Linked DNA regions of Homo sapiens: region 1 is linked to region 2. The links are chromatin loops, found by intact Hi-C in ENCODE. Cell type or tissue: heart right ventricle. All regions are shown on one strand. Links, peaks and the distances in the headings refer to the core of each region. The heading gives the core; the rest is flanking DNA. Region 1 holds the start of LOC105375221 (a long non-coding RNA gene). Region 2 overlaps ADCYAP1R1 (ADCYAP receptor type I).

What was found. A loop is a pair of places that touch in the nucleus more often than their neighbours do. Peaks named below come from ENCODE experiments on the same cell type or tissue, not always from the same donor. Only the 100,000 strongest peaks of a DNase experiment are listed, where the experiment ranks them.
Region 1: it touches region 2 in a loop (3-fold over the local background); 3 of 110 quality-filtered maps call a loop at or near these places.

Annotation. Positions count from the first base shown.
Region 1 is chr7:30,994,866-31,007,616 of GRCh38, reverse strand. The region is part of intron 2 of LOC105375222 (a long non-coding RNA gene); the gene reads right to left. It overlaps LOC105375221 (a long non-coding RNA gene), which reads left to right and starts at 627. Exons shown (of 4, transcript XR_927158.3): 1 at 627-747; 2 at 6,287-6,523; 3 at 9,740-12,751. In heart right ventricle, for the core only: no CTCF peak of the experiment used is centred there; no DNase peak of the experiment used is centred there; H3K27ac peaks cover 3,263 bases; H3K27me3 peaks cover 244 bases.
Region 2 is chr7:31,111,121-31,122,243 of GRCh38, reverse strand. ADCYAP1R1 (ADCYAP receptor type I) reads right to left here. Exons shown (of 16, transcript NM_001118.5): 16 at 10,770-11,123. It also overlaps the pseudogene LOC124901821. Among named protein-coding and RNA genes, the nearest start is that of ADCYAP1R1, 64 kb to the right of the region's middle. In heart right ventricle, for the core only: no CTCF peak of the experiment used is centred there; a DNase peak (open chromatin) is centred at 7,093.

The sequences.
Region 1 (12,751 bases), core at 2,090-10,089, 110 kb after region 2:
AAATAGTTCCCCGACACAGAACCCTTCAATTTTCCAAAGGAGTAAATTAAATGCCTGCTCATTGCTTGAAAAGCTAATGCTCCTCACACTGGTTTGAGGAGAAATTTTCAATCCAATGGAGCTGAATTTTCTGTGATAGCTAATTATCACTTACCATGTGTGAGATAGGGTGCTGGAGGGTTATCTTTGGGAGGGTTATCTAAGCGGATTCTCGTGTCACCTCACGAGGCAGATACCATTGTCACCCTAATTTTACAGATGAGGAAATGGAGGCCCAGAGAGGTTGAGTAACTTGCTGGAGGTCACACCGCTGGCAGAGGGGATAGTTGGTTTTGACGCTCTGTCATCCTGACCCCCATCCTTGTGAGTTCTCTATCATTCTCACAACAGGAACAGAAATGTCTAGCGTCTAGACTGTAGCCAGGAAGCCGGGGTCCTAGCATGGAGCCACTGCATGAGCTTGGGTGGCCTTCCCACATGCTGTTCATTTCCTCACCTGAGAACAGGGAAGGGGACAGCTGTGCTGGCCATTCTGGCCCGGACATGCAGGGATCCTGTGACTGGAGCCATCTGGGCGTTTCCAGCAGTCACGTGCTCTGCTGTTGTTTGTTCTGAAGATGCAGGAGCCGTAGAGGAGAATAACTCACAGAGAAGGGCAGTGGGAATATTCCAGGCCAGGGTCTTGGAAACCACCTTAGTCACCTTCTTCAGCATCCCCTGGTCAGAGGATTCAGCAGCTCCCAAGCAGTGAGTGTTCCCTCCTCTTCCCCCAAGGATCTTGAATCAGCAGGTAGAGAAGGGTAGAGAAGAGGGGGTTGCAAAACCCAGTATTAGTGGGGGAGACGAGGAGCTGGTCTTGGAGAGTACAGGGGGTGGAGTCAGAGAGCACAGACCTACCCAGAGGGCCTGGGGTGATGGGGCCAGGCGGGGATGGAGCCCTGAGAATCCCCCAAGTGCTCAGGAAACAGGTACTCCATGAAATATCTGTGTCTCCCTCTGAGGCAGGAGGGAAAAGGGAAAGAAAGGCTACCTGAGGTCCCCAGTCTGGGAGGAGGAATGCCCCCACAGCCTGTGAGAGGGTGGGGTGGAGAGAAGGGGGTCCAAGAGCTGAGGTGCAGCAAAACTTCTTACAGGGAAGCAGGAGCAGTCTCAGAAGCTCAGGTCTGCCAGTGGACAGGCATGAGGAGCTGGGAGCTCACAGCAGTTGAGCATGCAGTTGAGAGGAAGCTGCAGCCCTCCCTCCAAGAGACGGAGTAGCCTGCCATGTTCTCCAGGGCACCAGGGAGTCCTGGAAGCTGTGAACTCCTGGGAAGCCCCAGTTGGGACTGAGCCACCAGAGAGGCAGTGTCTGGTGACCAGTGGCTCTTCCTAGGATGCTTCCTTCTTCCTTGGTGGCCAAGTGTGAGGCCAGTAACTTTAACTGGAGCCCTGCCCTTTTCTGGGTGAAGGAGAGAGGACCCTAGCCTGCTAATGGCTCCTGGAGCCTCACTTCAATGCCACTGTCCCTCTCCTATGGGAACACACAGTGACCACAGGGTTCCACATAGTTTTCCTTCCTTGGATAGAAATCAAGATGCTTGTCATCTGTCATCAACTCTTTCAGTGCCTGGCTGGGAAACCATGTGGTCCCCAAACCAGAGGGTTACACTCAATCATCACAAAGGGTCTTGGTGTATCAAATAGCTGTGGTTCTTGGTGACCTGGGGATCCCAAGACTTTCACCAAAGGTACGTTCGGATGGTGCATCTTGATCTCCCATGGTGGAGGAACACGTGATTCTCCTGCAACATCTCAAGACCCCAGTCACCAGGCAGCGTGAGAGATTCAGAAGAAAAACAACTGGTCCTGCAGAAATGGACATACTGACCAGATTCCTCTGATCTGTAACCTCCTGACAATAGCAAGGTCCCAGCTCCTCGCCCTGCCTCCCTCTTCTCTCCTTCCTGTCTCCTTCCTCCCAGAGCTTCTTGGTCCCCAATTACTCAGAACTGCAGGAGGCCTGCCAGGGAAGAAATTAGAGCTACACATCAGCTATTCTATATTTACCACCTGATGGCTGAGGAGGATCTATCTTCTGCACAATTAAATGAAAAGATTTTTAATATCGGCAGGCAAAGGACTCTAGCAACAATGGAGAATTAGGTTAGAGCCAGCAATTGGATTAGCGCCGAGCTGTAAGTGAAATGAGGACTCAGACACGGGAGGGTCATACTTCTCCTGGTGACAGGCCCTTCCTTGGTGTGGCGTGGGGAGGGTCTGGGATGGCGAGGCCCAGGCTGGGTTCCTGAGCCTGGCCCAACCCCCATCCCTGAGGACTAAAGGCTGGCAGGGGCAACCTCTCCCAGAATCCTCTGCAGAAGAGGAGGCCCTCAGCCAGGTGCAGGGGCTGAGCAAACACAAGGGTTTTCATGGATGCCACCCTGGGGCCCCACAGACAGTCAGGAGCTGCATCCCCAGCTGAGAAGTAGACCTCACCAACGTCCTTGAACTTCTCCCTAGTTCAGGCCCTCCTCACCTTTCACCAGGGCTGCTGCAGCCATCCTACCACCTTGTCTCTCTCTCACCTTCCAGTCTGACCTGTGAGCATACACAAATCACCCTTCCCTAAGCCAGCCTCCTTCCCTGAAGTGTAGCGGAGAAATTCAAGGGCACACAGGTTCCCATGTGACAGTTATTGAGGGCACAGCAAAGATGCCACAGTTGGAGAGGGTGCAGACAAACAACTATCCCTTCCCTTTTTCCCTCAATTTTGCACTGAGTTATTTTTTCAAGATTTATTAAATGTGAAATGCATGAATGCACCCTGTCTTTGCTAGGTATGTGTTTGGGGACAAATTCCAGCACTGCCTAGGGAGAGATGGCACATGCATCTCACGTTGTTTCTGGCTGCCATCTACCTTTGCTAGGCCACTGCTGCTGTCCTGACATAGCAAACTCAAATTCCTGGCTAGAAACTAGGGCAAGTCTTTCCCATCAGCTTCCTGGAGGTGGGTGTCATGCTTCCCATTCCAAACAGAGCCCTGGGAGGTATCCAGTCTGACCCTGCCTCCTGAAAACATGCAAGCTCCTGTCCTGTTTGTGCAGAGCTCCAGAAGGGAAGACTCCACAGCCAACTGGATCTCTCCTAGTCACATTCCTCTTTCTCACTGACAGTGAGTTGTTCCTTCCTCTGCCCTAAGTCTCTCTGGGAGGGGTCTAAGTTTGCTAGCATTACCTTGAGAAAAGACAGAAGTCAGCTGGTGCTTATGAGAGAGCAGCAGTCATCTTCCCCCAGACTTTCAAATCTAACAGCCCTGAGTGAGAACCACGGGTCCTAGATTGTTATCCCCATTGCAGAGGGTAAAGCAGAGGCTCAGGAAGTGAAAAGGCCACCAGAGAATTAAGTATGGAGAAAGGCTATCCTGGGACTCCCTTGCCCCAAGATCAATAAGTGAAAAGCACAAGCCTTACTTCCCATCATTCCACTACATGCCCAGTCCTGTGCTGAACTGGAGTTGGGATGTCAGGAACAGTGCAGTGTCTGAGATTTTTACCCAATTTACAAGCTAACAAGTTAGCCTGCTATTGTTCCATGGATGCCAGCCAAAGATACAAGATTCCTGGGTCAGAGACAAAGGACTTCATCACTCACAGCAAAAGCACTAGCCAGAGCTGCATAGGATTGCTTCGGTTCTCCGACATCACCCAAGTCCCACAAAGACAATGCAAAGGGCCCATGATGGTGAGTCACCCAATGGATCGCATTACAGGAGAGTAACACTGAGCTTGGAACATTTGCCACTTCTCTAGCGAGTGGAAAGAAACCTGGTCTTTTCCTGGTGGGAGGTGTTACTGCATCTCTCATGGCTGCTCATGGCAAATACAGCCCTGCGAAACAGCCCGGGTAAAGAGTGACTAGAGCCTTGCATTCTCGGCACACCGAGCAAGAATGTTCAGGGATGGGTCCATGGCAAATTTTCTCATGGACCATGGCAAATTGTCTCTCACAACAGGGGAAATTGTCTCTCTCAACTAGGAGAAGAGAAGGGCCTTGTACCTGCCCTCAGGATGCTCCAGATGACCATACCTATAAGAGCTGCCTTGTACATGCACAGTGGATGCCTCGTTGCAGTTCCATATTTTCACTATAGAAGTAACATCAGGAAGAAGGGCTGGGTTCCTGAATATCACACAGTAAAAGCAAGTATCTAAAAAGAATTGTTGTGAAATGAGGTCTGAGTGAGACCCATATTAAAATACTGGAGAAACGTATCTAAATACATCTAGCCAAGAATAAGACTATGCTCATAGAACTTCATGAGTGTGTCAGTTAGGATAAGAAAGGGTAGGCTGCAGTAACAAATATCCTCGAAATCTCAGTAGTTTAAATCTCACACAGGTTTTTTTCTTACTCATGCTACATGCCTATCATGGGTTAAATGGGGCTCTGCCTCAGGCCCAAATGGATGGTTCCCCCAATATATCTGAACCTTTTCCAGTACCTGAGGTTGTAGGTACATGGTGAAGTATGTATTGACTCTTCTGAAAAGAATAAAGACAGGATCTCAGTCTGTCAGCCAGGCTGTAGTACAGTAGTGCAATCATAGCTCACTCAAACCTCAAACTCTTGGGCTCCAGTGATCCTCCTACCTTGGCTTCCCAAAGTGTTGAGAATACAGGCCTGGGCCACCATGCCCAGCCAACTCTTTTCTTTTCCTTTTTTTTTTCTTTTTTCTTTCTATTTTTTTTTTCCCCCTGAGACAGGGTCTTACTCTGTTGCCCAGGCTGGAGTGCAGTGGCGCAGTGTTGGCTCACTGCAGCCTCTGCCTCCCAGGCTCAAGCAATTCTCCTACCTCAACCTCCTGAGTAGCTGGGATTACAGGTGCCCGCCACTGTGCCCAGCTACTTTTTGTATTTTTAGTAGAGATGGGGTTTCACCATGTTGGCCAGGCTGGTATCCAACTCCTGACCTCAGATGATTCGCCCGCCTCCACCTCCCAAAGTGCTGGGATTACAGGTGTGAGCCACTGCACCCGGCCTCAGCCAACTCTTAAAGCGTCTGCCCAGAAGTGACACTCATTGTTTCTATTACAGTCGACTGATCAAGCTAAGTCATGTGACCATAACTAACTCCAGATGGGCACCAAAGGGCCATCCTACACTATGCACAGAAAGAAAGAGAGCTAGGGAATGGGGACTCAGCCCTTATGACACCCAGCGAGGGATTTTATGCTTTCCTTACTCTATAAAGAAACCAGAACAGGAAATCAAAGATGAGACATCATGCACGTGGTTTTTTAAAAATAAAGATATAAAAGAACTCTCATCAGCCAGCAGACTGCTGTTCAAAAAAGAGACCTTGGCCACACATCAAGAGTGCTTAATGAATATATATGATTTTTAAGCTGTCTCCAAATATTTAAGGTGTTTGTCATTGTTTACGATTGTCCACTTTGACTGACTTTTTTGGTTGTCTCAATAACCACATCTTGTAGGGCTTATCTTCCTCAGACTAAATTCTCTCTGGACCTCAAAAAGGAGTGTTTATTTTTTACTGAAGTGTTCAAATAAGTGTCCCAAAGTCACTCCAAACTGAGAGGCAAGACTTCAGAAGGCAGCTCACGTGACTGCTCCCCTGCTCCCTCACCTTTCCCCAGAGGTTTCCTCTTCACACGCCTTCTCCAACTGATGTTACTACCCCTCCTCCTTATCAGCGGAGTAACCTTGGTCAAGTTACATCATCTCTTTGTGCCTCAATTTTCCCATTTGTAAAATGAGATGCTGATAGTGACTGGGGTTTTGTGAGGATTAATTAAGGTGACACGTGACATGCTTTAAACATGCAGTCTGTTGCCGATGTCTGGAATAGGAAAGAATTAGCTATTTGCACAATTATTCCATGGACAACCAACCCTTCCCCTCAAGGTTAAGTGTTTCAGCAGCCCAGTACATCCTTGAGCTTTGTGAACTGCCCTGCCTCAGGCATTTGCTATATGTTTATGAGTCCCTGAATCTGATGGCTCTAGGCAGGAAGCAGACACTTCTATCCCTTCAGAGTCCAAGAGGAAGGCAGTGGCACTTCCACCTCTGGTTGGTCTCTGTACTGGCAATGTTGTACCTGTTTTTTTCCTATGTTCTTGAAAGCAAATACAACTCACCAAGTAGACTGATTTCTGTCAAAGATCACCCTGTCTAGTTCAAATGAAGAGTATCAACTTCTCCAGTTGCCCCAGTTTTGACCCTAACCCATGGGAAATCATAAGCCAGGACTGTGAGCCTGAAGGTGTGTGTGTCTCTTTCCCAGCAGAGTGCCCAGACAGTGGGGTGTCCCAGTGAACTGAAAGTACCCATCCCTAAGACAGTGGATGGTGCCGTTTGAACAGCGTCACTCTTGCGTGGTCAGCTCGGGCTGATGTGACCAATTCCACAGACGACCGGGATAACCGATTCCACAGACCGGGATAACCAATTCCACAGATCGGGGGGCTTAAACCACAGAAAGGCATTTCCTTATGATTCTGGAACCTGGAAGTTCACAATCAAGGTATCTGCGGGGTTGTTTCTTCTGAGGCCTCTCTCTCCTTGGCTTGTAGACAGATGTTTTCTGGCTGTGTCTTCACATGGCCTTCTTCCTTTGTCTGTCTGTGTCTGAATCTCCTCTTCTTATAAAGACACCCGTCATGTTGGATTAGAGCCCACCCCAGTGAACTCGTTTTAACGTGATTACCTCTTCAAAGGTTCTGTGTCTGAATAATCACACTCTGAAAGACTGGGGGTTAGGACTTCAGCATATAAATCAGGGGGTGGGGGAACAAAATTAAGTCCATAACACCTTCCATCCTCAAGTTTCAACTCCAAGAGCAAGGGTGGGGGGCAAGTTTCGATTCATGTCACTGTCAGTCTGGAGTAGAAGTTGCTCCCCTCTGTTATCCCCCCTCTACCTGGCCCCTCCATTGCCTCACCCTAGTTCAGTTCCTCCCAGCCATGCCCTCGCCCGCAGAAAGCCTCCTCCCTGGCCTGCTCTTCCTCCTCTAATCTCACACAGCTCTGGCTTTCTCTCCTGCTACCCCCAGCCTGGAAGGAACCCTGCAGAGGGTGTGGACGGGGTAGGCTTGGCCCATGCTGAGCCAGAGGCAGGACTAGGGAGTCTTGCGGTGAGGCTGGGAAAGAGCCAGGCCGCACAGGTTCCGGAAGCAATGTTTGGGGTTTGGGAGCAGGAAGAGGCCTGGGGGGTGTCCCACTGGATCTATTTGTCCACCCCCTGCCCACATTAGCCCTGGCCCAGTCCTCCTCAGTGGGAGAGAATGGCTCACAGATGTTCCAGATGTTCCCAAGGGCTCCTCCGCCTCCAAGTCCTGAAAAGGGTCAAAGGATAGGCTTGTCATTTCCTGGTAGAGAAGGACTGTAGCTAACCTCGGAACCAGTGCTTTGCAACGTTTCCCTGTGCCTCACCCTATTTCTGTTTTGAACTTCCCTTTTTTTCCCTGTGTATCTATCCGTCTCTTAATTGCCTTGCCAGTCTGTCCTTCTGGTTATGGGTCTCACCATTGCAAGAGGGTCTGTAATGGTAGTGAGGCATCTAAGTCAGGGACTGCTCACATCTTTTCTTGGTCTGATATTTTTGTTTTCATTACTCTATCCATGATGCCTGGAACAGTACCTGGTACACAGTACATCATAGGTTTAATAAACATGTTTGGGGTTTTTTGTTTCCCCCCCTTTTTTTTTTTTTTGAGACGGAGTCTCGCTCTGTCACCCAGACTGGAGTGCAATGGCGTGATCTCAGCTCACTGCAACCTCTGCCTGCCGCGTTCAAGTGATTCTCCTGCCTCAGCCTCTTGAGTAGCTGGGATTACAGGCACATGCCACCAGATCTGGCTAATTTTTGTATTTTTAGTAGAGACGGGGTTTCACCATGTTGGTCAGGCTGGTCTCGAACTCCTGAACTCGTGATCTGCCCCCCTCGGCCTCCCAAAGTGCTGGGATTACAGGCATGAGCCACTGCGCCCAGCCTGTTTCTTTTTGTTTTTTAGAGACAGAGTCTTGCTCTGTCACCCAGACTGGAGTGCAGTGGCACTATCATGGCTCACTGCAGCCTCAAATTCCTGTGCTCAAGCGATCCAACCACCTCAGCCTCCAGAGTATCTGGGACTACACATGCATGCCACCACACCTAGATATTTTTGAATAAATGAATGACAAGAATGAGCAAACCTTGTCTTGGGCCCCAGTGTGCTGTGTAGAGCAGAGAAGAAGTGTCAGGAGCCCTCTGTATAGACAAGGGTAGAGAGAAGCTCAGGAGGTCCTTAGCAGCACCCTGTGGGAGAGCAGGGAAGGCCACAGGAAACCTGACCCCTAAGACCTGGGTCCGGGACTCAAGAGAATGGAAATGGAGAGGAACCAAGAGGAAGCACAGACTGGTAGTGGGCACCCTGTCATTGGAGCTATGTGAGGCGATAAGGTTTGGCTGTGTCCCCACCCAAATCTCATCTTGAATTGTAGTTCCCATAATCCCCACGTGTCATGGGAGGGACCCGATGGGAGGTAATTGAATCGTGGGAGCGGTTTCCCCCATGCTATTCCTGTGATACTGAGTCAGTTCTCACAAGATCTGATGGTTTTATAAGGGGCTTTTTCCTTTTTGCTGGGCACTTCTTGCTGCCGCCATGGAAGAAGGATATGTTTGCTCCCCCTTCTGCCACGATTGTAAATTTCCTGAGGCCTTCCCGGCCCTGCCAAACTTGGTCAATTAAACCTCTTTCCTTTATAAATTACCCAGTCTCAGGTATGTCCTTATAGCAGTGTGAGAATGGACGAATACACAAGGTTACCCAGACGCTAGGAGTCCAGCCCAGAGGAAACACACTAGAGGCCTTAAAAGAGCAGATACCTTCAGGCTCAATGGTGACACGGAACTCTAATTCTAGACCTAGTCCTGCCTTGGGCCCCTGGACCTGGGCAGGCCACTTGCCTTCTCTAATCCTCAGTTTCCTCATCTATATGATGTTAAGAAGAGGTATGACACTGAATTTTTATGACAGCCCATCTAGCCCTGAAGATCAGTTTTCTTGACGCTTGGGAGAGTCTGTCGCAAAAGGGCGGGCTGTGGTCCTTCCCAGAGCTGCTCCAGTGAGCTGGCCATCCTCAGAGGAGAAAGGGAGGAGCCAGAGCACTGGGGAGCCCTGGCAGAGGCACGCAAAGACCTCAGTGAGAACCGGCTTTGCCCTGACTCCCACGCCTCCAGCCATCCCCACAGGCCTGCAGCTCTGAGCTTGATGGCCCCAGGGGTGCTGGAGGAGTGGAGGAAGGCTTAGCAGGGTCAGGGGCCACGGCTTCTTCCGGGGGAACCCTAGACACAGGCTAGAGATGGGCTCCGAAGAGCACGTGTCTGGCAGTAGAAGAGCCTCAGGCAAGGAAGCAGGAGGCCTGGCCTCAGCCCCTGCCCAAGCTCTGATTCTCTGTGTGACCATAGACGAGTGACTCTCCCTCTCTGAGTCCCAACATCCTGATTTACCAAGGCTGGATCTGGGCTCTGCTGAGAAGGGGGCAAGAAGGAAACAAGAAACGTGGAAGGGTCCCAGCCCTTCAGGAGTTCTCGATGTAACTAAAATTTGAGGAAGGGGGGAAAAGTTACACACAGGAAAAGATATTAATAAATAATAAATTATTTGTTGATATAATAACATATAATTTATAATAAACATGGTAAAATCTGGAAAATGGGCTTACTAATCTCCACCCTGCCTTCCTGCTTTCCTAGTGAGGAGCAAGAAATGAAAGCCAGCATCTGCGTGTCACCTGCAGAGCGCCCTGCAGCTGGTCCTCTCATTTGCCCTCCAAGTCAGCTCACAGGCTCAGCCTTAACACGAGGAAAGAGCTCCAAGGAGTTAAGAGACATACACTGACTGTTCTCTCCTTCTGGAACTTTCTCCCTTCCCATGGGCGCCCACAGCCCCCGGGCTTCCCTGTCATAACTCTCGTCATTGCCACCTGCTCCTCGTGGGCCTCCCCCAAGGCTGTGAGCTCCAGAGAGCAGGGTGGTGTCTCTCTTTCTCGCATCTCTATTTACAGCATCCAGCATAGAGCCTGGCCTCAGAAACCCTCCAAGTGCTTGTTTGTAGCAGACCATTGTGTGGCTATGCCCTGAATCAGAGCTGGAATTCACCCAAAGGAAAACAGAAAAGATTCTTTTAGGTGACGTGGGTTTCAAATAATTTGATACGGAAACTTCAGGGAAGTCATGGGAGAAATTAGAATTCTGGACATCCTTATGACTATTTTAATTCAATTTCAATTCATTTCCACAAACATTTTTCTCATGCCTGCTCTGTGCTAGGCACTGCTGAACAAACGGAACAAAAAATCCACCCTTATGCAGCTTACATTCTAATGGAGAAACAGAAATGATACAACAAAGTAAATAAACAAGTTATGTGGCATTTTAGTAGTAAGCACCATGGAGAAAAAAATAAAGTGAAGAAATAGCAAAAGCCACTGCAGAGGCTGCAGGTGGGACTAAGAGTGAAGAGGTGAGTGAGTCATATGGGTGTCTGAGGGAACCTGCTCCAGGCAGAGGGAGTGACAAGTGCAAACGCCCTGGGGCAGGAACTGCAAGGAAGTCAGCAAGGCTGGAGTTGCGTGAGCAATGAAAGAAAGAAAAGAAAGAAGATTCGTCCAGAGAGGCAAGACTCGGAGGTCTTTGTAGTCCTGCGTAGGCCATTGTAAAGCCTTTGGTGTTTTACTTTGAGTGAAATGGGGAGGACTTCACAAATAATAGGATTTATTTTCAGTCATAGTGGGATTTTATTTGAGGGGGCGGGTTGAATAGTTGAATAGCCACCATATCTTCCTGTGCCCCCAAACCTGGCTTGAACCCAAGTGCAACTAACGACAAACGTAGTGCCCACTCCGGAACCCATGCCTCCAAGAAGGGAGAGGCAAGAGAGGAAGAGGCCCTCCACTTTGAAGCCTGAGCCCCGGGCCACGGTGGAGAGAGCTCTGAGCAGCTCTATGAGGGAGTGTGCGGCCCTCTTGGTGACTTAGCCTCCACAGTGCCAGGAATGTGGTGTCTGCCACCAGACCGCTATTGTGAATTGAATGGGGAAAAGGTAAAGGGAGAAATGCAACCCCCAGGGCTGGGGCTGTGCAGCCTGCAGGTTGCGCAATAGACTCTGCTGGCCTCAGGCCTGGCTCTCCACAATCTGGTCCCCTCCCCACGCCCTCAGCAAGCCTCTGGGTCACAGGACTAAAAAGCTGCTTCCAATTAGATTCACTGAACCCCTTGGGCCCTAGAGGGAGGAACTCGACAGGAGCCATTGCTCTGGGTGTAGGGAGGAAGAGGAGGAGGTGATCAGGGAGGTGAGGTGGGAGGATCAGGCAAGCACCTAATCACTGCTTGCCTGGGTGCTCACCGCTCCCAAGCAGTGCTGCAGGCTGGTGTGAAGAGAGTGACCCGGGAAGCTCCAAGACCCAGATTTAAACTCAGTTATGACGTTTCCATGAGTGTCATGACTGAGCAAGAAGGTGAAGAGCCCGCGCCTGTTTCCTCATCTGCGGAACGGAGCGAACACGCCACCTACTTCATGAGACTTAACAGACGATGGAAGTGGAGCATTCAGCACAGAGCCTGGCACATGGTGAGCGTACATTATGCAGCGGTTCCTTTTCTCATCGCCCAGTCCACAAGGCTTCCTGTCTCCCTGTGTGCCCAGATCTCGACATGGCTCAGCAGGGCCGGGAGCGGGAGGCTTCTGAGCTCAGCCTGAGGGGAGACCTGGGCTGGCTGGGGGTCAATGCAGGAACCAAAATAGGATGCAAGAAAGGAGAAGGCAATCTACAGGACTGAGTGTCCTTCAAACTTGTTCACTTTCCCATAGTGAGAAGTTCATTTTTCACTCTGACTCAGCATAAACACGTGCATGTATGTAACATGGAGTTAAAAGCTTCAAGAAGCAATACTGACTCATGCTCTAGCTTCTATTCTCTTCTATTCCATCAAAAAATATTAAATGCTAGTCACAACCCAAACACAAGATTTTTAAAGCTAACGAAAAGTCCAAGCCCGGGCCTGGAACACAGTTGGTCTCACGACTGGTCCCTCTCAGTCTGGGCCAGGGCTGTGTGGACCGACGGGTGAGCAGGTCCACAGGCATTGTGACTATTCTCTTCAAGTCTCCAGAAGGCCACCAAGAGGCAGAAGGGGCAGGAGGCAGCAGAGGCTGAGTGGGCAGATGACGCCCTGAAGAACTGCTTCAGACCCTGTCCAGGACGGCCTTCTGCCCCACAGAGCCAGGTCAGGAGCAGTGGAGTGGGCACCCACGCTGGCTGTCTTCAGGCAGAGGCTAGAGGGCCATCCACCAGGCCACCTGCACAATGTGAACCTGACCTGGGAAGGGCCAAGGGCCTGGAGGACCTGAGAGAGGCCATGTAGCATGGTGGTCAGCACAGAGCTTCTACTACCAGGCTGCCCAAGCCAATGGTCCATGTCCTGGCGCCATGGCCTCCCAGCTGGGCGGCTGAAGGCAAATCATTTACCTCTCTATGCCCTAGTTTTCTCACTTGTAAAGTGGAGATGACGATCCTTCCTCAAAGAGCCCTGTAAGGACTGTGTATGGATGTGTGCATCCTAGAACAGTGCCTGGCGCTGTTGTCATTTTTATGCCAAGTCAGATGAAGGCGCTGACTGGCTGGAGGCCAGCCAGGTTGTGTGCCAACAAATGCCATATGGCTTCGGGGCCCAGCTTTCTCTCTCCACAGCCTCCAACCGGTGAGC
Region 2 (11,123 bases), core at 2,672-10,671:
CAGAGGAAGCAATCAGATATGCATTTGTCTCAGGGGAGCCGAGGGATGGCTTTGAGTCCTGTTCTTTGTCCCGTACCTATGAAGAGAAGCTATCAGTGTACTTTGTCGGGGTGAAATTCAACAGAACTGTTTCAGGGTTGAGACACTGGGTCCCAGAAGGAATTTCCCAGTGGGCAAATTGTGAGCGAGGGAGGGAGGGAGGATTTTTTTTTTTAATCTTTGTAGCTATCTCATTTAGCAATAAAATGAGAGACAGGTTTGCCCCCAGTTCCCAACTTCACTTTTCTCTTTGGCCTACTGATTTGATCCTGAGATTTCTTTTCCTTTCACACTGCCCCATGGGCTGGGCCCAATCTCAGGCCTGGTGTTGCTGAGAAGCTCAGTGCAGCCTGGGTCTCCCATAGGCCACAGGGCAGGCAAACCTCTCCTCAGAGCTGAGTGTGTGGTTCCAATCAGGGATGGGGCTCTAGCCAGTCATTGGGGGGCCAGTCAAAGCTGAAGATGGGGACATTCTGAGGACCAGGGCTGGGTCTGATATTTTGATTGCTTGAGTGGGCGACAGAGAGCAGTGTTTCCTTAAATTTCCCCCCAAAGATATAAATCATGCCCTTCGCAACCTAATCCTTTCCTCTGTATCCCTTTCACTCTGGTGGGAGGACTCCTTTCCAGCAAAATTCTTTCTTGGGAGCAAATAAGGACTGCAAACTGCCAGGTCCCTTTCCCAGGGAGGGGCCTTTCCATTGCCACTACATCATTTCCAGGGCCTAAGTGTGAGGCCTGGAACCTGCCTACTCCTTTCCCAGGAAGTGAGGATGAGGATGAGGATTGGGCTTTCATGGGAGAACTCTCCATGGCTTCTACCAACCCTGGGGCCAGTCCCAGTGGATTCTAGGGGCAACAGAAGACTCCCAACTAAGCTATCCAGCTCTGAGCCAGCTGCCAGCTCTTCCCCACCCAGTCATTTCCGCTGCCTGGTTCTCAGCCAGCTCTGGAGCCATGGGGCAGGCTGGGATGAGGTCTGGGCTTTGGTGAGAGTAGCCCCTTGGTTCCTGAAGGTGTGAAGCCTGCCCCTAACTGCAAAGATAAATGAGGACTGCAAAAGGACCAACCAGCTCCCCGACTCACCACTTCAGATGACTTCTAGGTCTAGAAGCCCTGGGGAGCCAGAATGAATCCCGGATCCTCCTGGGGAAAGCTACTCTGTTTTTTATAACATTGTCCTGTGGGCCAGACCCAAACTCAGGCCTGGTGTTGCCAAGAGGCTCAGTGCAGCCTGGGTCTCACACAGGCTACAGGGCATGCAGACCTCTCCTCCAAGCTGAGTGTCAGGTTCCAAACAGGGATGGGGCTGTAGACAGTCCTGGGGGTGCCCAGTCAAAGCCAAGGATGGAGGCCCTCAAGCCTTCCCCTCTCAAGCCTGGGGCAAGAGATGACCCAGCCACCTTCCTCTCAGCCAGTTGCTGGTTTCTATTCCACTCTTCATAGACCATTAGCAGCATTTGATCCAGATGACTGTCCTCTCCTAGAAACCCTTTCTTGGCTTCCCTGTCACTACACTCCCCTGGCTTTCCTCCTACATCCACACTCTGGATTTCTGTTGTCAACTGGCATCGTTCAAATATATTCTGGTAAAGAATTTTCCAGAACTAAAGACTTGAATTAACAGACTGGCAAAAGTATAACATGTGCCAAACAGGGTAAGAATGAAACTGTACATCAATAATAAAGACCAAGCTTAAAGGCAACCAAAGAATGAAAAAAAGTGTCAGGCTATTTTTATCTTCAAAAACAATAAATGTCAGTAGCAATCACAGTATAAAAGTGTTGAAAGAAAATAACTGCCCAACTAAAATACACAGCCACTTTCTGAACTCAATCTTATAAAGACTGAGTGCTCTCCCCTACACAGAACTACTTCAAAAGATTAACTTCAACAAGAAGGAAAGATTGGAAATCAAATATTTTAAGCAAAGAAGTATATTGATAGAGCTCAATAAGCTCAAACTACAAACAATTGTAGGAACTATATTTAGGATTTTAAATAAGGTATGTCTAAAAGAGTAGACAACAATAACAGATTCTGCAAATGTAAATCTTGGAGAAAGTTACACATGCTTAAGTATGTATCTTGTTTTGGAGAAGGAAAGAAGGATGATCAACTTTCAAGTTTTATGGAAAAACATAAAATTAGGTATTTTGTTAAAATTGTAAATGTAAACAACACAATTAGAATAGAATGTATATTTGCCATATCAGTAAAAGAAAGGGAAGGGAAATAAGATAATGCAATGGAAGGCAAAAAAAAAAAAAAAGAGAGAGCAGATGAGCAGGTAGGGGGTGAAACAAAGGCATGGCGTATAGACTGTAAGGTCATGAAATAAGCTCAAAATGTCCTCAGTCGCAGTGAATAACCATAGACTAATTATGCCCATCTAAACACAGGCTATCAGTTGGGATTAAAATAAATTTTTCATCAATATGTTACATAGAGAAGATATATCTAAAATATAAAAAAGACAGCCCCTTCCACTCTATGAGGACACGGTGAGAAGGCACCATCTATGAACCAGACAGCAAGTCCTCTTCAGACACCAGATCTGCCAGTTCCCTGATCCTGGACTTCCCAGCCTCCAGAAGTATTTAAACAGTCAAGTAAAATCAAGCTGGATAATCATGGCAGAAAGTGAGCTTGATCCCTATGAATATGTTCTCATGAATATGCGATGAGAAGGCTGACCAGTCTGTTGTGGCAGCCCCAACTCTGCTGCACAGAGACAGATGCTTGCAAGAATGACCAGGACCCTGTGATGATAATGGCATCAGCGCTACTATGATCTTGATGGCCTGGCTGGTGACTGCAGTGGTCTTGTTCCTACTGAGACCTCCTGATTGAAGAGGATCCGACGTACCTGAAAAGCCAACCAGTCCTCATAATGAACAAGATCCACCTGCTCCTCTTGTGGCTAATTTTGTGACATGGGAAGTGAAGGTGGTTAACACCTTGCAGGACCAAATGAACAACAATGACCAGAGTACTCTTAATTCTATGAGAACTGTTTTTCCTTTTGCATTTGCAATATGGGATGGGATGGTTTCCATGAGCTTCTAGAAATTTCACTCGCAAGCTTATTTTTGCTTCCTGTATTCTTGCCATTTCTAGTTACAGTATATTTGAGTAAATTATTGCATTTTTAAAAGTCACATGGGGTTGGTTGTCCTAAATTTAAACATTCCTTTCATTCTGCTTGTAACTGTGATCATAATTTTTGTGATGATTTCTGGTCTGATTGAAGGAAATTTGACCACTCTGCCTTTAAATATTTTAAATAGTTTTGATAGCTTTGTAAATTCCTTTTTTATAAAGTTATTTGGGGTTGTCTGGGATTGTATGAAAGAAAATTAGAATCATACTGTATTTATATTTACTTTGGTAGGTTATTTGTGGGTGGCAGTTTTCTCTAGTTCTTGGGACTATGGCAGTTCTTGGAATATTTTACAAATTGCAGCTGAAACCTGTATCATCCATTACAACTGGCTTATGTGGCTAAAGTAGAAGAAGAGAAGAAGCGAAATGGTTGTTTACTTTTTTCCTACCCCCATTAAATTGTCTAATATTAAGAAAACTTTAAATAAACATGGTTAATCGGTATGGTAGGTGATTCACAGTCCATTATCTGACTTTGTAACGTAGCCTTACACAGTTCATGAACGGAGGAAAGCATTCATTCTTTCTGTCTTTGCCCAGTATAATCTGTATAGTAGTAATTTAAGCTGTGATTTATGTTTAAAATGAGTCCCTCTTGGGAAACTTCTTTTCTGTGCTAATATTTGCCTGTTAATATGAAACTATCTGAAAGCTGTATTAGGGCCTGTTGGGTTACTAACATTTGAATGCTTATTTACTTATTTACTATATAATTTTATTTTAAAAAGTCTTTGAGGCTTTTATTATCCTTATAATGACTTATTAAAATTGTAATGAATTATTAGTTTATTTCAAGGAAAATGAGAAGCAGTCAAGGATCTTCTCCCCTTTTATCTCACTCCCGTTTTATTGGTAATGGGATGAGTTGAAATGAGAAGGAACATTAATATAATTTTGAAATGTATACAAAAGTAAAAGTTGCACTGTTTTGCTCAGTTTGAAACAAACTGAATACAAATAGCATTTTAAAAGTCTGCATGACCTATATGGTTGTGGATATTTTTTCTATCAAGTGATTGCAGATGATTTATGGGGACTAGAAGATATTTTGATATCAATGTAAGGAATTTTTCCTCTGGCAGTCTAGCTTTTTACTTTATAAATCTGAGAAATTACTTGTATAAACTGAATAAACTTCTGTATGTCATTGTACAGTTAAAAAACATAAAGAGGGAAAAAATTGCAAGTGAATGGGTAGAAACAGATAACATCATGTGTACATTAACCAGAAAATTGTTGCAACTATATTACTATCAAACAAAATAGAATTTAAGGCAAAAAGATAAGCATTAATAGAAACACAGTGAGGCATCCCTTAGTAGTAAAAATGAAATGCTATCTGCCTCTCCTTCCTTCTTCTCTGAGAATTGTTGAAAATTTCACACCCTTGGATCCAGCTCTTTCAATTCTAAGTCTAGAGAAACTCCTGCACATGTAAATAATGAGATCTTCGTAAGACATTGTTTGAAATAACTTCAAAATGTAAAGTACATACGTTTCCACAGGGAGGACAATGACTATGCCTGGCAAGTTTCTATGATGTAATATTATACAATTAAAAGGGAATCATCTAGATCTAAATGTACAAGTATGAATAAATAAGTAGCACATAGAATTACTTAGAAAACAAAGGCAGAATGATAGATCTAGTGTGATGCCATTGATGGAACTTAAAAGCACACAGTCACACATGCTAAATAATGTTGATGGATATTTACTATAAGTACAAAAACATAAATGGTATGGATACATACTAAGTTCTCGTTAGTGGCTGCCTCTGGAAGGGGAGAGGGAGGGAAATCAAACTGAGAAATACCACAATGCAGACCAAATTCCATCTGTCATGTGTTCCTTCATTAAAAAAATTAAAATATCTGAATCAAGCATAATAGCATATTGTTAGCTCTGGGGTGGACACAGAATTTGTTGTATTGGTCTCTGTACTTTAGTGCATTTATTTTAAAAATTCATGATAAAAGGATGCCTTTTCTATATCTTGCCCATTCAAATAACCCTCCTACCCATCAGTCCCTAGGAAAGTCCATAAGTAGATCAGTCAGGTGAGGCCTGATCAAGTGGTTCTGATGATAATGCCAAGGACTCCATTTCCTTTTGTTATTCCCCTCTGCCTCCCTTGTTGTCTGATTCATCTTGAGGATCCCTACCACGTTCTCTGAACAGCTCCAGTTGTTTCCCTCATAATTGCAAATGACTGTGGCACCTGCAAGCCTCACATTCTCGTGTCATGCTTTCCAGGGGACAAGCGGGTGTCTCTCCAATAAGCTTCCTCACAAAAAAGAGGAATCCCTCTTTCCCAGAAACCCTAGAAATAGACTCCTCACATGGCCTGTGTGTCTGTCCCTGGGCCAGTCACTACAGCCAGAGGAATGAGTGATAAGGGCCATGTGGCCTGGCTTGTTTATCTGGACCCACCCCAGAGGCTAGGAGTGTAGGCACCCAAACCTTGTGTTTGATCATGAGGTGGGCAGTTTCCATAAAACAAAATCAGGGAATTATTGGAGGGAGCCGAGGGCAACGGAGGCTGAAGCAGCAATTACAAATATTTATTAACCCACAGATCCCTTAATACCTTAATTATACCTTATCACACACCATGCCTGGTTTATTTATTCTAGTCTTCACCACCTGACTATGAAGACAAAATGTTTCTGGTTCATTCTTGATGCCAAACTGTGCCCTCCATGCCTCTACCACATAGTTAGTTTCCAGTAAGAGATTCTTGAATGGAGGGGTAACAGCCATCCATCTAAAGAGTGACCTGAATGCTCCAGAGAGCACATGATATCATTTGAAAGCAGGGACCTCAGAAATCTCTGGTTCTCTGCATTACGGGCTTCAGTCTTGTAAAACTGAAAAATATCTTCCTGTGATGACAGATAAATGTGGGTCATATACAGCACTTTCCAAGCCCCTCTCTCTCACTTGGATCTCAGAAGTGTGTTCACAAGATCTTATGTTTTTGGAAAATTTGGAAAAGTAAATTATTTGCCCCAAATTGGATAAGCCTACAGCATCTCTCCACCCTAACATCTCCTCTACCACACCTTCTTACATGTTGGGTAGCACTCAACTGCCAGGAACACTTTGGGGATCCAACGAAGGGGAGGTTAAGTTAGAGAGACACTCAGTTTGGTTCAGTGGGTTTCACATGAGTGTGTGTCATTGCTTCATTATACAGTGATATTATACTGTCCTTCCAGGAATACTCTTGTTGTTCACTCAGCATTATGTACAAAGGCAGAGAGAGGGCCAGAGATCATATCATATCATCATATTAAAATGTCATACAGTGCCTGGCAGTGTGCACAGTGCTGCAGAAACAAAGTTGGATGTGTATGGAGCCAGGTGCCAGTCTGTGAAAAAAATCTGCCAATCATCATATGTGTAACACTGTAATTGGAGGATTCTGTTTTCATTGGTGCTGAGTCCAAATGTTCAATAATAAAACACACATTTTGATTAACTATGTGACTAAATTATATTCAAATTTTATGAACAGAAAATGATATAAATGTTATCAGCTAATAAAGAGATTATCAAAGAGTAAGCAACCAAAACAAGTAGGCAAAAAGCATCAGAGAGTAATTAATACAAAGATGATGTTGTTTTTCTGGATTTCATAATGTTTATCATAGTTGTCAACTTTTCTCATTCAAAAAAACCCTTATTTTTATACCTAATTTTAATTAAAAATTTTTCAGTTTGTATTAAAGAGGACTCCCCAAATTATATGAGTTTCCAACTTCATAAAACCTAAATCTGTCTTTGTTCATATCAGATAAAAATAGGCCACACAGACTGCCAAGTAGGTACAGTCTTGGAACTGTCTGTGGTGCTGGACCCAAGGTTCACTTGGCTCTCTCCATGGTACTTACTGCCCAAGCCAAAGCTGCTCCTGGTGGTGAATAGTTGGGTTTATTAATGGAAGTGAGGCTTAATGTCATAGGAATGGATGCTTTTGTCCATGGAAAAAGTGTCTCAATAGGGTTAAGGAGAACACTACAGATGATTCTCAAGTATTGGGGACACCCAAAAGATAAGGGCATCAAGAGTATCAGCTCAAGGAGAACTCACCCCAAGCCATGTCTGAGTTTACATCAGGGGCAGAGGGGAGGAGGGACCTGGGGTGAGGGAGAGGAACCTAGAATACAATACACTGCAGGTGGGGGCCTTCTGAAAGGGGAAGGGAGAAGAGGGTGACTGAGAGGGGTGGTCCTGAGAGGGCCCTGAGGGTCAGAACAAAGGCCCTGCCCACTGCGTTGGTGGAAGATTTGCTGACTGAAGCTGAGATATCACTGCAAAGTCCCCATTCAGCTGAAAGCCTGTATGAATTGGAATGGATACATATGATGTCTTTGTAAAGGTCTGCCATCTGCTAAAGACTGCCTCTCTGGCCTAGAAAGAGCATATGGAAGAGCTCCTCATGACTGGGTTTCACCCACAGAATTTACAACTTTGCATCCAGGACAGTGGCAGAGGGAATTTCCAGGTTCACACCAGAATAACTACTGCAACAGGCTACCCACAAGGGCACAGTATAACAACATTGGGAGGCTCAGAGCATCTACATTAGTTCATTTTAGGGCAACTGACAGTCAGAAATTACAAGACCTTCATCCCTCCCAACACCCCCATCACTACTCTGAGGATCCCCCAAATTAAAAAGAGACTACTTAATGTAGAAAGCACCAGGGCACAGAATCCACTCAGGAACTGCATCCATGAGGGAGAGCCTACCAGAAATGGTGCAGACATGCTCTCACCCCTTGAAACTAGACTAGTTTCAATGTGTGGGAAGACACAGCTCCCCACTTCTGATCAGGGGGCTTTATGGTCCAGGCTGGAGACTGTATTCCTGAGTTTGTTCCCAATATAGTAAAATAGGACATAGAGCCATATGACTCTGGTTTTCCACAGGTGTTGAATGAACCCAACTCACCACTAAGGACTGCCCAAAGATTTTTATGACACAAACTACTTTTTGCCAGTCAATATCCCTTCTTCCCTTCCAATGTTATTAAGGTTGCACTGCATTGCCTGCCTTGCAGTGAGGTGTGGCCATGTGACTACACACAGGATAATGAGATGTAAGCAGACATAGGCCTCTTAAAAGAAGATGACTGAAGAAGGGGAAGAGTTCTTTTGCCTTCTCCCATTTGCTTCTAAGTCCAGTGACATCCAGAGCTCCAGGGGCCCTGGAGCTTAGGGTGCCCTCGAGACTAGAACTCACCTGTTAAAGATAGAGGAGCAAAAAGATAGAAGCTTGAGTCCTCAGAGAGACCACAAAGCCACAACACCTGTTCTGGACTGTCTACCTCTGGACTTCATATGAGAGAAGTAAACTTCTGTCTGCTTTAAGCCACTGTTTATTGGAGTTTTTGCTGTCATATCCCACTGAACTTGATACTAGTTGTTTCAGAGACAGTCTAATACTTACGCTGATTGAGACTGAATGGACATCTGCAGGCTGATTTCCTCTTGGAACGTTTTGCTTTCTGTTCTAAGACACTGGCCTGAGAGGAAAAGGAAATTAAAGCTCCTGTTGTGAATGTCTATGCTTGTTCTCTGCCTCCTGGGAAGGTAATCATTGCCCAGGCCCATGGTTCACAAATAGGGACTATGTTGCCCTTCCAGTGTCCTCACTTAGAACCTGTAGAACAGTGGATCTCAAAGTGCTGTCTCAGGACCAGCAGAACAGCCACAGCTGAGAACCTTTTACAAATGCAAATGGTCCAGCCCTACCTCAGACCTGCTGAATCAGAAATTCTGGGGGTGGGTCCCACAATCTCTGTTTTCACAGCCCCTCAGGTGACTCTGATGCAGGATAATGTCTAAGAACCACTGGGTTCCCAAGAGGAATTATACACAATACCAGTAAAACAGACAGCACCATCAGGAACAGCCAAGATTCAAGGCATTTTTAGAGGGTCTTGGGAGAAATGAGGGCTTAGTCTATCAATGTTGGAAAGTGGACAGAGGAAACAGGATTTAATAAATGCTCACATGGACCCAGGAGTTTGATGATCTTCACTGTTGCCAAGAAATTCAAGCTTAATGTGAAATTCAAGGCTTTCAACTAAATTTTGGCTCTTACCTTTGCTTTTTGGACGTGACCTCTTTCAAAGGATGAAACATATGGAAGCTCAATTCATTATGGTCACATCAGTGAAAGTAATATTTTTCTAAACACTAGGGAAGTCTTCCTTAGGATCAGCCAGCAGAAACTGACACAAGGAGACTAATTTTCAGCCTTGAGCATAGGTTCCATTTTGGAAGCAACTCAAAATATCTGCTAAGTGGGTCATATAACATAGCCTGGTCATCTCCTTTAGGACTAAAAGAAGAGGTGGGTCTGGAGAAAGAGGAGCGGCACAGCCTCTGAAAGAAGAACTAACTAGTGTCCCAGCTTGGGAACACCCCCCTGAACACCTGGGGGCATCTGGTGAGTGATCCACACAGCCCTAGCTGATTGCAGGGCTCACACACTATTAGGCTAAAATCCATCTTTTCATTGACTTGACTTCTTCAGAGTGGCCCACCTGATTGCTGGAGGAAGCTGGCCCTGCATTTGCTGTAGACCTCAGGCCTGTTGTAGCGGGCATTTATTATTCCCAGGATTTTATTGTTATGTTTAGAAAATCTTCAGGCTTGTGACCCTGACCTCAAGGTAGAATCCAGAAAAGTCCAATTTCCAGTCTTCCTTGTAGCGAGGACACAGCCAATCCAATGGTGTTGAAACTTTGATGCAGAAGTGGGCAACTTGAGGAAGAGGGCTGAAAGTGGAATCTCATTTGATGGTGAGAACAGCAGCAAAGCTCTCTGCTTTCAGAGGTGGCAATAATTGCGAAGTCATGTCCCTGGCATGGAAGAGACATCACTGGGGTGGCAGCAGCAACAGTGGCAGCAGTTTCATCATCAGTCATGCAGCATGCTATGGCTTCAGATACCTTTTCTAGTTTCTCCAGCCTTACAAGAATTCTATGACCAGCTCAACATCTTTTTCATAAACTCATTTTCTGACCTAGCAAGAATTATCTTCTTTTGATAGCAATTAACATTATGACCAATATGAAAATGGACACTGGGATTGTGACAATCAACAGAACCTCGAGGACATGAGGGTTACCTTGAATTGGTTATCTGGTCTGGCTGGGACTGATGGTTTGGAATATCCAGAAGTATTAGGGGATGGGATCCTGGAAGCCAAGGATATACTTGTAGTTACCTGGGATGAAATGCTCTCTGCAGTCAATGTTTTGGGATATCTGGTAGGTGCTCCCAAGGTACAATAGGAAGGTCATGATTCCACTCAGTTTCCATGATCCCTGGAGATCCTTTAAGGCCAAGACTTCTAATTTACTTTTCGAGTTCCATCCTAGGCTCACTCAGGCCCACTCTCATATTTCTCCTTTGGAATCTTAAAGTCCACTGGGCCTTGTATACACTGGATTACTCTTGGATGATCAAATTTTGGGGGTAGTCCTCTCCCCTTCCCCCTCCTCTCCTCCCTTCCCTCCACTTATGCCAAGTTACAGCCACCAGGAAAAATGGCAAAACATTTATTGAGTCATCTACAGCAGTCTGACATCCTTAAAATCCTGGACAAGATAGTGAGCACAGCATTAATGGCAGCAGCAGTAGCAGTAAGGTCTGTGGGGCTTACTTAGCTTTACTGTGGGAGATGAAACCCAGGCTGGTCCAGCTCCCACAAGTGAGGCAGGAACCATGTCTGAGATGCCAGGGGCTGCACCACTCCAGCCCTGATAGAGGCAAAGCTACAGAAGACAGACATCAGACAAGACACACATAGCCAAGTGCAGAAACACCCCAAGACTGTGAGTTCAGGAAAAGAAGGAATGGGCACACCAAAATGTCCCAGATCCTTGAAGTTGACTCC